2 separate regions of the Homo sapiens genome follow, and region 2 is linked to region 1. Evidence: chromatin loops called from intact Hi-C (ENCODE). Cell type or tissue: PC-9. All regions are shown on one strand. Links, peaks and the distances in the headings refer to the core of each region. The heading gives the core; the rest is flanking DNA.

Evidence for each region. Peaks named below come from ENCODE experiments on the same cell type or tissue, not always from the same donor. Only the 100,000 strongest peaks of a DNase experiment are listed, where the experiment ranks them.
Region 2: a loop joins it to region 1, with 5 times the contacts of the local background. A loop is called at or near these places in 4 of 110 quality-filtered maps.

What each region holds. Positions count from the first base shown.
Region 1 is chr3:37,987,664-37,993,039 of GRCh38, reverse strand. VILL (villin like) reads right to left here and starts at 2,254. Exons shown (of 20, transcript NM_015873.4): 1 at 2,211-2,254. RefSeq lists an enhancer at 1-242. In PC-9, for the core only: CTCF peaks have their summits at 2,276 and 2,479; DNase peaks (open chromatin) are centred at 179 and 2,339; H3K4me3 peaks cover 2,598 bases; H3K27ac peaks cover 2,639 bases.
Region 2 is chr3:37,933,271-37,938,646 of GRCh38, reverse strand. The region is part of intron 1 of CTDSPL (CTD small phosphatase like); the gene reads right to left. Among named protein-coding and RNA genes, the nearest start is that of MIR26A1, 33 kb to the left of the region's middle. RefSeq lists a cis regulatory region at 3,261-3,274 and an enhancer at 3,196-3,340. In PC-9, for the core only: no CTCF peak of the experiment used is centred there; a DNase peak (open chromatin) is centred at 2,166; H3K27ac peaks cover 4,197 bases.

The DNA of each region.
Region 1 (5,376 bases), core at 55-5,054:
GTGAGGTTTGGTCCAAAAGTCACTTCTTTCTGAATCTCTCACTCAGGGTGACCCTGGTGTGTTAGTCCTTCCCTCCTCCCCCTCCACTCCCACTGTGTCTTATCAATAGCAGGAACACCCTTGGCTCCAGGCAGAACAAGGTGAGGGGACAGAGTTACAGAATCAGGTGTGGCACAATAGGTGTCATAGAGTGGCTCACATTCCTTACACCTTTGTCAGGGCCCCTGGTTTGGCCCTGGTGAGTTCACAGTACACTGTGGCAACACCCAACATGTAGCCAAAGAAATGTGGGAGCGGAGGAGGCTGTGGGGCAGGGGAGCAGGGGCAGAGTGGGCTGTCCTTCTAGGGGGTTAGAGCTGGGTCCGTCACAGCTCACAGCTCCTCCCGACACCCTATGGAAACCATAGGATGGTTGTTGGCTATGGTCTCCCTCACCAGAGCAGCAGATTCCTGAAGGCAGGGGTTTGTCTTGTTGTTTACTGTGGGATCCCAGCTGCCCGGCCCCCAGCAGGTACTCAGTAAGTACTTGTTGAATGAGTGAAGTGTGCTGCCCTGCGACTGGACTGAGTGAAAATGAATAGAGAAGGGAGCCGTCCGTGCACCCTAATTGCCCCAAGAACTGTTGCCACAGTTGATGGCCTGTTGGTGTGACAATGACATGAGTGACAGGCAGACATAGTGGCCATGAAAAGGTGATCTCAAGCAACAGAAAACGTGAGGACATTGGGTGACAAGCAGGATGTCCACCAGTGGTGGCCCCGTAGAAGGACACTGAGTAATAGGCAGAAATAGTGACCAGTGACAGTTACCAGAGGCCCAGGCAGGCAGTGACCAGAGGTGCAGACAGAAACTGTGAGCTGTAGCTCATGGAAGAGTACAACATGGTGACAGAGTGCCAGAAAGACTACTGGATGGCCTCAGAACAGTGTCAACCAGGGCACATGGGGGACTGGAAAGTCAAACTGGCAGCCAAAAAGTTGGGACTCGGCTGGTGTCACTGGGAGAGGCAGCATCGCCCCCAGGGGTCCGGGAGCCCGTCTGATATCCAGCCCCAGCCCGTAGAGCCAAGCCCTCAGCTGCCAGGGCTGAGGTCGCACTCGCATGGCACCTGTGTTCATTCTCTTTCACCTGGACTCCAGGGAGGAATGGGTGCTCAAAGATTGGGGGCCTCCTCCCTCCCCACAGTGCCACCTCCAGCCTCCCAAGCCCTCCTGCCCTCTTTCCTCAGGGGAACCCCCCACAGTGCCCCCTCCAGCCTCCCAAACCCTCCTGCCCTCTTTCCTCTGGGGAACTCCCTTTCACCACCTTCCCAAGTGGGAACCCTCCTATCCCTGGTCCTCTCCCTTCTCCTAGAAGCCCTCCTTCTCTTCCCTGGGGGTGCACTTCCTCCACTCAGGGCCCCTTTCTCTTCCGGATGCCCAATTCCTTCCCTGGTTTCCCTTTCTCTCCCCATGCCCCACGCCTCCGCTTTTCCAGGGTTTCCCTCTGTCCCCACTGGGTGCCCCTGCCTCCCCCTGGTTCTTCTTTCTCCCCTCTGATTTCCCCTCTCCCCTGGGATCCTTCCCTTTTTCTCCCATTTTTCCTCCCCAGGCACCTCCTCCTTTCCTGGTTCCCTGTCTTCCCCTACACCCCTCCCTCTCTCCCTCCCCACCCTCCTCCCCAGGTCTTTCCTTCTCTTCCCCAGGCTCCCCTCTCTTTCCCGGGGCACTCCCTACCCGCTTCACACACCCCCTCTTCTCTCCCCCTGCCCCTCGTGTCCCTGGGTGCCTCCTCTCTCCTCGCTTTCTCCCTCCTCCAGTGCCTCTTTCTCTCCCTACAGGAGCCCTTCCTTCTTTTGTGGGTACCTTTGAAGGGAGCCCGAGATTACCTTGCTCAGTTTCCATGGAGCAGGGAGTGGTGCCGCCCTCTAGAGTGAGGGGAAAGGAGGATGGGGCCAGGGTTGGGGGCAGGCACACTGAATTTGTGGGCCACGGACTTCCCTGCCCATCTACAAAATCTGCCACTTTCTTCCCCTTGGGCTGCCGGCCACAGCTGCCCTGCCCCATCAGTGTTTTCACCTGCTGGGCTGCTGCCGCCTCCCAATTCTGCCGCGGAGGCTCTGTGGCCCTGAGCCCTGGGACCCTATGCTCTATGCCCTTGACTTGAATAGCCCACTCTGCCCCACTGGTTCCCTGGAAACCCCCGCCCCCCAACTCTCTGCCCAGGCCTACCTGCTGGAAACTGCTCCCGCGCCTTCGCCCTGCCTGTGGGCAGTGCTAGGCCTGGCACGGGGCCAGTCTCTGCCTCCCTACTCCTGGTCCCCACCACTGTAACTCAATCCTAGCTCCTGCCCTGCAGGACACACCCCACCACACAGTGCTCAGCGGGCTAGGCATTCACTTAGTCAGCCAGTCAACAAATATCGAGCAAGCCGTCGGGACCAGCGCCCTCCCCAGGGCTATGGTTAAGTCTCCCAGGTCTCACTGCCTGGGTACCAGTGGCCAGAGAGAGCAGGGGATGGAGGCCTGGACTGGGCTAAGAGGTGGGGTGTGGAAGATACTGGGATTTCCTTCTCTGGAGTACTAGATGGGCCCCTGATCCCTCACCCGGAGTGGTGGGCTCCGCCTGGACCAAGAGGGCCAGGCCACTCCAGCAAACTTTAGGAGGAAGTAGGACCAAGGCTGGGGGCTGTGGGGTCAGGCTCTGTGAGACCCAGCTCACTTCAGGAGGGGAAGGTGGTCAGGGCTCCCTCTAGATATTTCTGCTGTCCCTACCCAAATGTGAGCTCACTGCCTGGCACAGCCCTCCTCAGGGAACCCTGATACCCATCATGGGAGAGGCCAGTCCAGCTCTTGCAGCGAAGACACCTCTCCCTCACCTCAGCTGCCACTCCACTGCCACTCTCTCTCTCTCACTGTGGGGTGGAGGGGCTGCAAACAGAGCCTTCCAGAAACTCCAGGGGCACAACCTCCTCTTGGCGGCTTAGGGCCTCAGTCCCAGCCAAGGCCCAGCCAGCGTGGGCCATCCCATCAAAGCCACGCTGCTAAAGCCTGCCCACTGCCCAAGACCCTCTCCCTGTGTTCAGTCTTCACCCCACAAAGGTCTCTGTTACAGGGGTCTGGGGACTTGGGGACTCGGGGGCAGTCTGTGTCCAGCAAGACCTACAGCTAGTGTGTGACTGTGTTTAACAGACACAATGCAGGGTCCCTGTGTGTGAAGGGATGCCTGTGTCACAGGCATTTGGCTCGTCCCCATGTGTGCCATTGCCTGTCCGACCTCATGTGTGTGCCTGTATCCTGGCATGTCTGTCTGATCCCCACTTGGGACAGGGACCCTGTCTGTGACAGTGGCAGTGTGTCCACTGTACCTGTGCATACCCGTTTCCCTGTCCCTTTTTGTCTCTGTGCCCAGGAAGACTCTGTGTCCTCACTTCTTCCCACCGACTCTTCCCCCATCTCCCCTCAGCCCACCCGCTCTGTTTGTTCTTGAATTCCCTGGCAATGGCTCTTTCCTAAGTCACCAATGCCCGCTGTCAACCAAGCGGCAGTCAGTTCAGTCACCATTGTTCCTTCCCCTCTCACTCCACCTGTCTCCTTCAGGCCTCTAAATGGCAGCAGGAGCAGAGCTTGGGCCTTCACTCCTGTTTGTTTTCCAGTTTCCTTCCCAGTTCCAGTCTGAAGGCTGCAAATAGCATGGAAACGCCAGTGTCTCCCTGACCCAACTCCCCCGAACCTTGCCCCGGCCTAAGTCTCCATCTTCCGTCTGTCACATCTCTCCCAGCACGTTTGGTCTCACATTTAACATCGCCTCAGGCCCCTCCCAGATCTACCCTCTCTGAGCCCCAGGAACACGTTCAGTGTGAACATCCAGAGGGTGCTTAGGCCCCAAACCTGGAGTTGCCCTGATTTCTCTCTCCCGCAAGCCACTGGCCCGTCGGCAGCTGGTTCATGGTGGATCCTGGGCCTGGCCCTCCCTCTCACGCCTCCTGCCTGCTCCGGAGCCAGCCTCCCTCTGTGTCTCTGGGTCTGCCTGGCCGCTACGACCATCCTACCACAGTAGCCAGAGGGATCTTTTTTCCTAAGATTTAAAAAAATTGTGGTAAAATATAAAAAATCTTTTTTTCACAAGATTTAAAAAATTGTAGTAAAATATACTTAAAATTTACCATTGTATCCCCTTTTTATTTATGTATTTATTTGAGACAGAGTTTTGCTCTTGTTGCCGAGGCTGGAGTGCAATGGCATGATCTTGGCTCACTGCAGCCTCCGCCTCCCGGGTTCAAGTGATTCTCCTGCCTCAGTCCCCTGAGTAGCTGGGATTACAGGCATGCACCACCACACCCGGCTAATTTTGTATTTTTGGTAGAGACGGGGTTTCACTATGTTGGTCAGGCTGGTTGCGAACTCCTGACCTCCAGCGATCCACCGGCCTCAGCCTCCCAAAGTGTTGGGATTACAGGCGTAAGCCACCACGCCCGGCCTGTATCCACTTTTAAGTATACGGTTCTGTGGTGTTAAGGACACTCATATTGTTGTGCAACCACTGCCACCATTTCCAGAACTCTTTCATCTTACAAAACGGAAACTCTGCAACTCTGCACCCATTAAACATAGACTCCCCATTGCCCCCAGCCCCTTGCAACCACCATTCTATTTTCTATGATTTTGACTAACTAGAGGGAAAATTCAACCTCAGAATTTAACCATAAACCCGCTCACATCACCCCCCTCCCCAAACCTTCCAGTGGCTTCCACTAAAACTGGGATGAAACTCTCAATGGCCGTTCCCGGCTGCCTCTCCCATCACTCTCCCCATGGCTTACTGTGTTCTGGCAATATGATTCCTTGTGTCCCTTGAAGACGCCCAGGTCGTTGTCTGCAGACCTTTGCACTGCAGGCTTCTCTGCCTGGAAGCCCCACTCTCTATATTCCCGTAGCTGCTCCTTTACTGCATTTAGGTCCCAGCCAAAATGGCAGCCCCACAGAGGGCCCTTCCCGCCCTCCTTAGCCACAGCAGTCTCCCTCCTCAGACATCACCACTTTCCTCATCGTGGTGCTCCAAGAAGCTGGTCTCTTTGCTAAGTGGGATCTTTGGTTAGTGTCTGTGTCCCAGCTGGACTGTGAGTCACTGTGGGCAGGGCCTTGCTGTTGTCCACCTGTGTCTAGAACGGTGCCTGGCGCACTGCAGTTGCTTAATAAAACGTTTGCTGACATGTTTCTGTGGCCTGCGCCTGACCCAGTGTGTGTGTGTGTGTGTGTATCTGGACCCTTTACTGGGCTCAGTCCTCCTTCTCTGAGAAGCTGAGGGGGTGACCCCTTTCCACTTTGGTTGTGGGCCAGATACCCCAGCTGGCACAATCCAGTGTCAGCAGCTTAGTGGGGGGCATGAGAACTTCTC
Region 2 (5,376 bases), core at 288-5,287, 55 kb after region 1:
GGCAAAGTCCACTGAAGCTGACAGTGGGGCTTGGTCCTTCAGTGGCCCAAGAAGACTGGTCTAAAGAGCTACCCAACAGATGTTTATGTTTATGCCAACAGATGGAGGCACAACTGGGTCCACATCCAGCTCATATCATAGGCTGAGGGTGCATTTCTCTTGTACTTCCTGACCTAACTGGTTCCCTTCAGTATCCAGAAGTTGAAATGTTGACCCCAAATAGCCAGCATTTCTTAATTAGTGTGATATCTGCCCATGCCATATAACCAGTGACTTTTTATAATTCTTTCATTCTGATCTGGTTTAGATTCAAGACGGGGGAGGCTTTGGAACCATCCTTAACCCCTGGCTTCAGGACCCAAACCTCTGAGGTCTGCACCGATTCAGAGCTTCACATACTCACATTCCTGAGCATACCCACCCACACCCATACACAGCTTCCATCTCTCCTATCTGTGATCTGACCTAAAACTCCCAGCACCCCACACACCTCTACACAATCAAAGGAGTTCAGGACAAGATCAGAGTAGCTGGAATGTAGGTGGAAATGTTTGCTACTCACTATGAATCCATCCCTCAACATTCAAGTTTCTCCTCAAGTGAAGAAACTACAACTTGGTAGCTACAGAAAACAAAGGCTTGCCTTTCATTTCTATGGTGCCGAGCCAGCCTCTCACAATATAAATGTGCTGGCACAGGGGCCGGATCCCTGAAGACCCAGCATGATAAAATTTTCAGAAGAAAACTGACTTAACACTGACAAAGATTCTTTGCTTGACCAAACTTCAGTCAGACTCCTAAACTCCTAGGTCCACCTGCATACTTCCTTGTAAAATCCAAATTTAGCAACATCCCTGCTAAATCAGTTTAGCAAGAATCCTCCATCCTCCATATCTGACTGCTCTTGATACATAATTGGTTTCCTCACCCTCCACCATCTCCCAGGTGATGACTGATCTACCCTGGCTTGTCTTCATCAAGAATCCTGTTAGTTCAGTGCCTCATTCCATTTAGCACTGGTGTAACAGAATACTTGAAACTGGGTAATTTATAAAGAAAAGAAGTTTATTTGGCTCACAATTCTGGAGGTTGAAAAGTCCAAGACTGGGTAGCCCAGCTGGCGAGGGTCTCGCGCTGCTTCAACTTATGGTGGAAAGCACAAAGTGGAGGGGGTATGCATAGAAGGAGGGAGGGCAAACGTGAGGAGGAGCCTTTCTTTATAACAACCTACTCTCAAGGTAACTAATCCAGTCCCATAAGAGCAAGAACTCACTCAGGCCAGATGGTATTTACTTACTCATGAGGGATCTGTCCCTGGGACTCAGACAGCTCCCATTAGGTTCCACCTCCCAACACCACTACAATGGCAACGGCACCCCAATATGAGCTTTGGTGGGGACAAACCACGTCTAAACCATAGCAGTCAGATAAGCCACAAGCCCCCCTACCTCTGATGTTTCTTCTTAGCAGTTTTCTATCCACTGACTCCCATCCTACTCCTTGGCTGTGAGTACTCACTTGTCCATGCTGTATTCAGAATTGAGCCTGGTTTTGGACTGATGTCTCTTTCCTTCTACTGCAACAGTTTTCAATAAAATCTGCTTTTGCTGCTTTAACTACTGCCCAGGTCTGGTTTTCTCTGACAACACACCAAATGTACTGCTAATGATTCAAAGCACCAAAAGCCTGCCCTCAAACTAGCTTCTTTCTCATCACAAGAGCAGAACTAAGAAGGTAATCCATCGCAGATTTACATTGTTCAAGTATTTATAGCAGAACATTAAACATATGCTCTGTACCAAGCATCAGTGGGGACATCAATGCTGTTAATGCTACAAAACTGAACACTGAAATTGCCCAAGTGAAGGCTATTTCTTCACATGTGGGAAGGTCAGAGCCATTACAACCTTAAAGAAATCATAGAGTTGAATTCACAACTACATTATTACGGAATAAGCTAAACACCTTTTTTTTTTTTTTTTTTTTTTTTAACTGGGGAGAGGAGGAACTCTTTCTGAAGGCCAGGGACATTTAAATGAATGCGCCATTTCTTCTCTTTGAGAATTGGGCCGTAATCTCTGGAATGCATCCCAGGGCCGTGGTTTGGAATGGGTGTCTAACAGGAAATTCTGGGCAGTCTATGCATACATTACATTCCTTTCCCACCCTGAAAGAGTGGTCAACAAACACAACTGTCCTCTGTTTGAATAAAAGGGGGAGTGTTGGGAGTGGTAAGAGGCCAGGGCACAAACCGCACAGAGTTCAAAAGCAGATGTGGCTGCTGAGAATCCAAACATCCTTTTCTTCTAGAAAAGAGACTCAGTCACTAAGAGTCACCTTTTGAGATACCCAGTCAGTCCTTCTCCTATTTCCATGAGATAAATGTCCCCAGGGAATTCCTACCGGACACTCTATAAAAGAAACGTACCTTTGAAAGCTCATTTTCCCACTGCAGTACTGGCAGTAGTCCCTCCAGCAGTGACAAACCAAGGGAAGGAGCAAGGCTGATGGCTTAACAATGGTCAGGAGGGATTCTGCTCTCATCTTCCACAAAGGCAGATGTGTTTCCCCATCCACTGTGGGTTCATAACAACCCACATTTGTTGAGTGCCTTATTTGTGTGTGCAAAGCCCCTGACATAAATCGTTTCTGGTCTTCACAGTATGCAATACTGACATGACCAACCCATTTTCCGATGAGAAAACAGAGACTCAAAGTACCTATTCTCAACTATGCATCGGGATTGCTGGGGTTCAAAGCCAGAACAACCTGACTCCAGGGCTCCCAGCTTTCCCACTTGCCCCTCCCTACCTTTCCCTGGGACTCTTGTAGGTTTTGATCTAATTTCCATAGAGAAACTCTGAATCTGAGGCCCAATGCTGCCTGCCTTCACTCCAAATGCCACGTTTGAAAACTACTCCAGAACAAACCCATAATACTCCTGGTAGCCTTATTAGATGATGCCAGACAAGGTCCCACCACACCTTAAATGTACCCAGGCCACCAACCTCTCACTAATTCTGCTTCTCAGAAGAGCTCCTCTGCTGGAAATGCCCTTCCTTGCCTCAGCACTTCCCTAAACCCCTGTGACCAAGGTCACATAGCTTCTAAGTAGCAGGGCTGGACATAAACCAGATTTGTATGAGTCTAGAATCTGAGCCCTTAGCCATCACTGCACAGAGTCTGTTTATAACATTTAGAGCCAAAATAAGTAACAGAACAAAGGATGTGAACAGATAATGCACTTAAGAGGAAGTAAAGGTTAAAATTTAACAATAATCAAATAAAAGAAGTTTAAACAACAAGGCCCCGTTTTTTTTTTAACCTATTAAATGAATAGAAATGATAAAAACATATAGACGATGGTGGTGAGATTTTCATGGCACAGGCCCATTCACTCACATGTTGCTGGTTGCTCTGTAAACTGGGACAATTCACTTGAAAAGCAGTTGAGTAACGTGCCAAAGACTATGAAGTATTCATGCAAACAATATGAATGTCCAACAGAGTAGGAATAGTTAATAAAATCAGCACATAGCAACTGGAGGGAACACTGTGTAGCCACAAGAGATGATCATTATGAAGACATGCGGGGAAGTGTCTGTGGTCAGTATGAGATGAAGCATCTCAGGCACATGCACACATACCCTATGTCTGTAAGTCGGTAATGAATGTCTGTACAAGCTCTGGAGGGTAGGCTCCAGGGGTACAGGGACCTTACCTATCTTGTTCATATCTGAGTCCCCTAGGACCTAGAAACACGTTGGTATAAAATAGGCCTCTAATAATAGATGTTTACTGAGTGAATGACTATATGGACGGAAACACAGAACAATGAGAATGACTGATATATTCAAAAGGAATAGCTCCTGTTATCCTTCCAGAGATAGCTCAAAGAGCGCCACTTTCCCAGGAATCCCTCTTGTCTACTGCAAGCCTCCCTCCTCCAAGTAGTTTTAACCTACGCCATCCACATATGGCCAACCCCCTATTTGGGGAACCCAATTCACAGCTCCCTGCTACTTTTAGCAAAGATGGTAACTCTTGCTTCCCATAAAATAATTAGTGTAAGTTTTCAGAAGGAGAGATTATGTAAAATATACCAACATGTTGAGTGTGGCTATTTCTGGATCACGGGGCTAAGGTGATTATACTTTTCTATTATTTCTAAATTCGTACAATCTATATCATGTTTATTATGGGAAAAATCTAGTAAGAATTCAAAAGTGTTTGTTTCTACTTAATAAAATGTAAACATTTTCACATATCATGAGATATCATTGTACCATCTTTTCTTTCTTTCTTTCTTTTTTTTTTTTAAGAGAGAGGGTCTCGCTCTGTTGCCCAGGCTGGAGTGTGTGGTGCAATCATGGCTCACTGTAGTCTTGACTTCCTGGGCTCAAGCCATCTTCTCACCTCAGCCTCCTGAATAGCTGGGACTACAGGCATATGACACTGTTCCTGGCTAATATTTTGAATTTTTTTTTTGTAGAGAGAGGGTTTCCATATGTTGCCCAGACTGTTTTCTAACTCCTGGCTTCAAGAAGTACTCCCACTTTGGGTTCCCAAAATATTGGGATAACAGACCTGAGCACCACACCTAGCTACAATCTTATTCTGATTTATTCCATCATATGGACATATACTGTGCCATAATTAAACTAACTTTGGACATTTATGTTGTTTCCTTTAAAAATATACATCACAGCAAATGCTGCAATTTGTTTGCAACAGTAATACTAGGAACAATCTAGTTGTCCATCAATATGAGACTGGTCAGACAAAATAAAATATATAATACATCCAGTGTAGAATATTATACAGGTGTTAAAAAGAAGGATGCAGCTCCATATGTATTCGTAATAGTTAATAATTATGTAAAATGTGCCAAGCTCTATATACTTCATGTATCTTGACTCATTTAATACTTACAGTCATTCTATGCCTATGAGGTAGGGACTATTATATCCATTTTATAGATGAAGAACTTAAGGCCCAGAGAAGTTAGAAAACTTGCCCAAGATGACTTAGCTAGTAAAGAGTGGAGTTTGTTCAAACCCAGTGGTCTGTGCTCTCAATCTCTGCACTATATTGCCTACTGAGAATGGAGCATACTCCAAGAGACAGTAAATGAGAAAAGCAAGGTGCATACAGTAGCTTGCTAGGTCCATGTAGCATGCTACCATTAACCTCTAAATACAAAATTAAATAAAATTTTAAAACACATGTATATGTACAATCTTATATGGGTAAAGAGTATCTCTGGAAATATTTATAACTAACTGGTTGTCCCCTGGGAGAGAAATCGGGAAAATAGAAGACAGAACTGGAAGGGAGAGGAGAATGATTTTTCCCTCTAATCCCTTTTGTATCTTT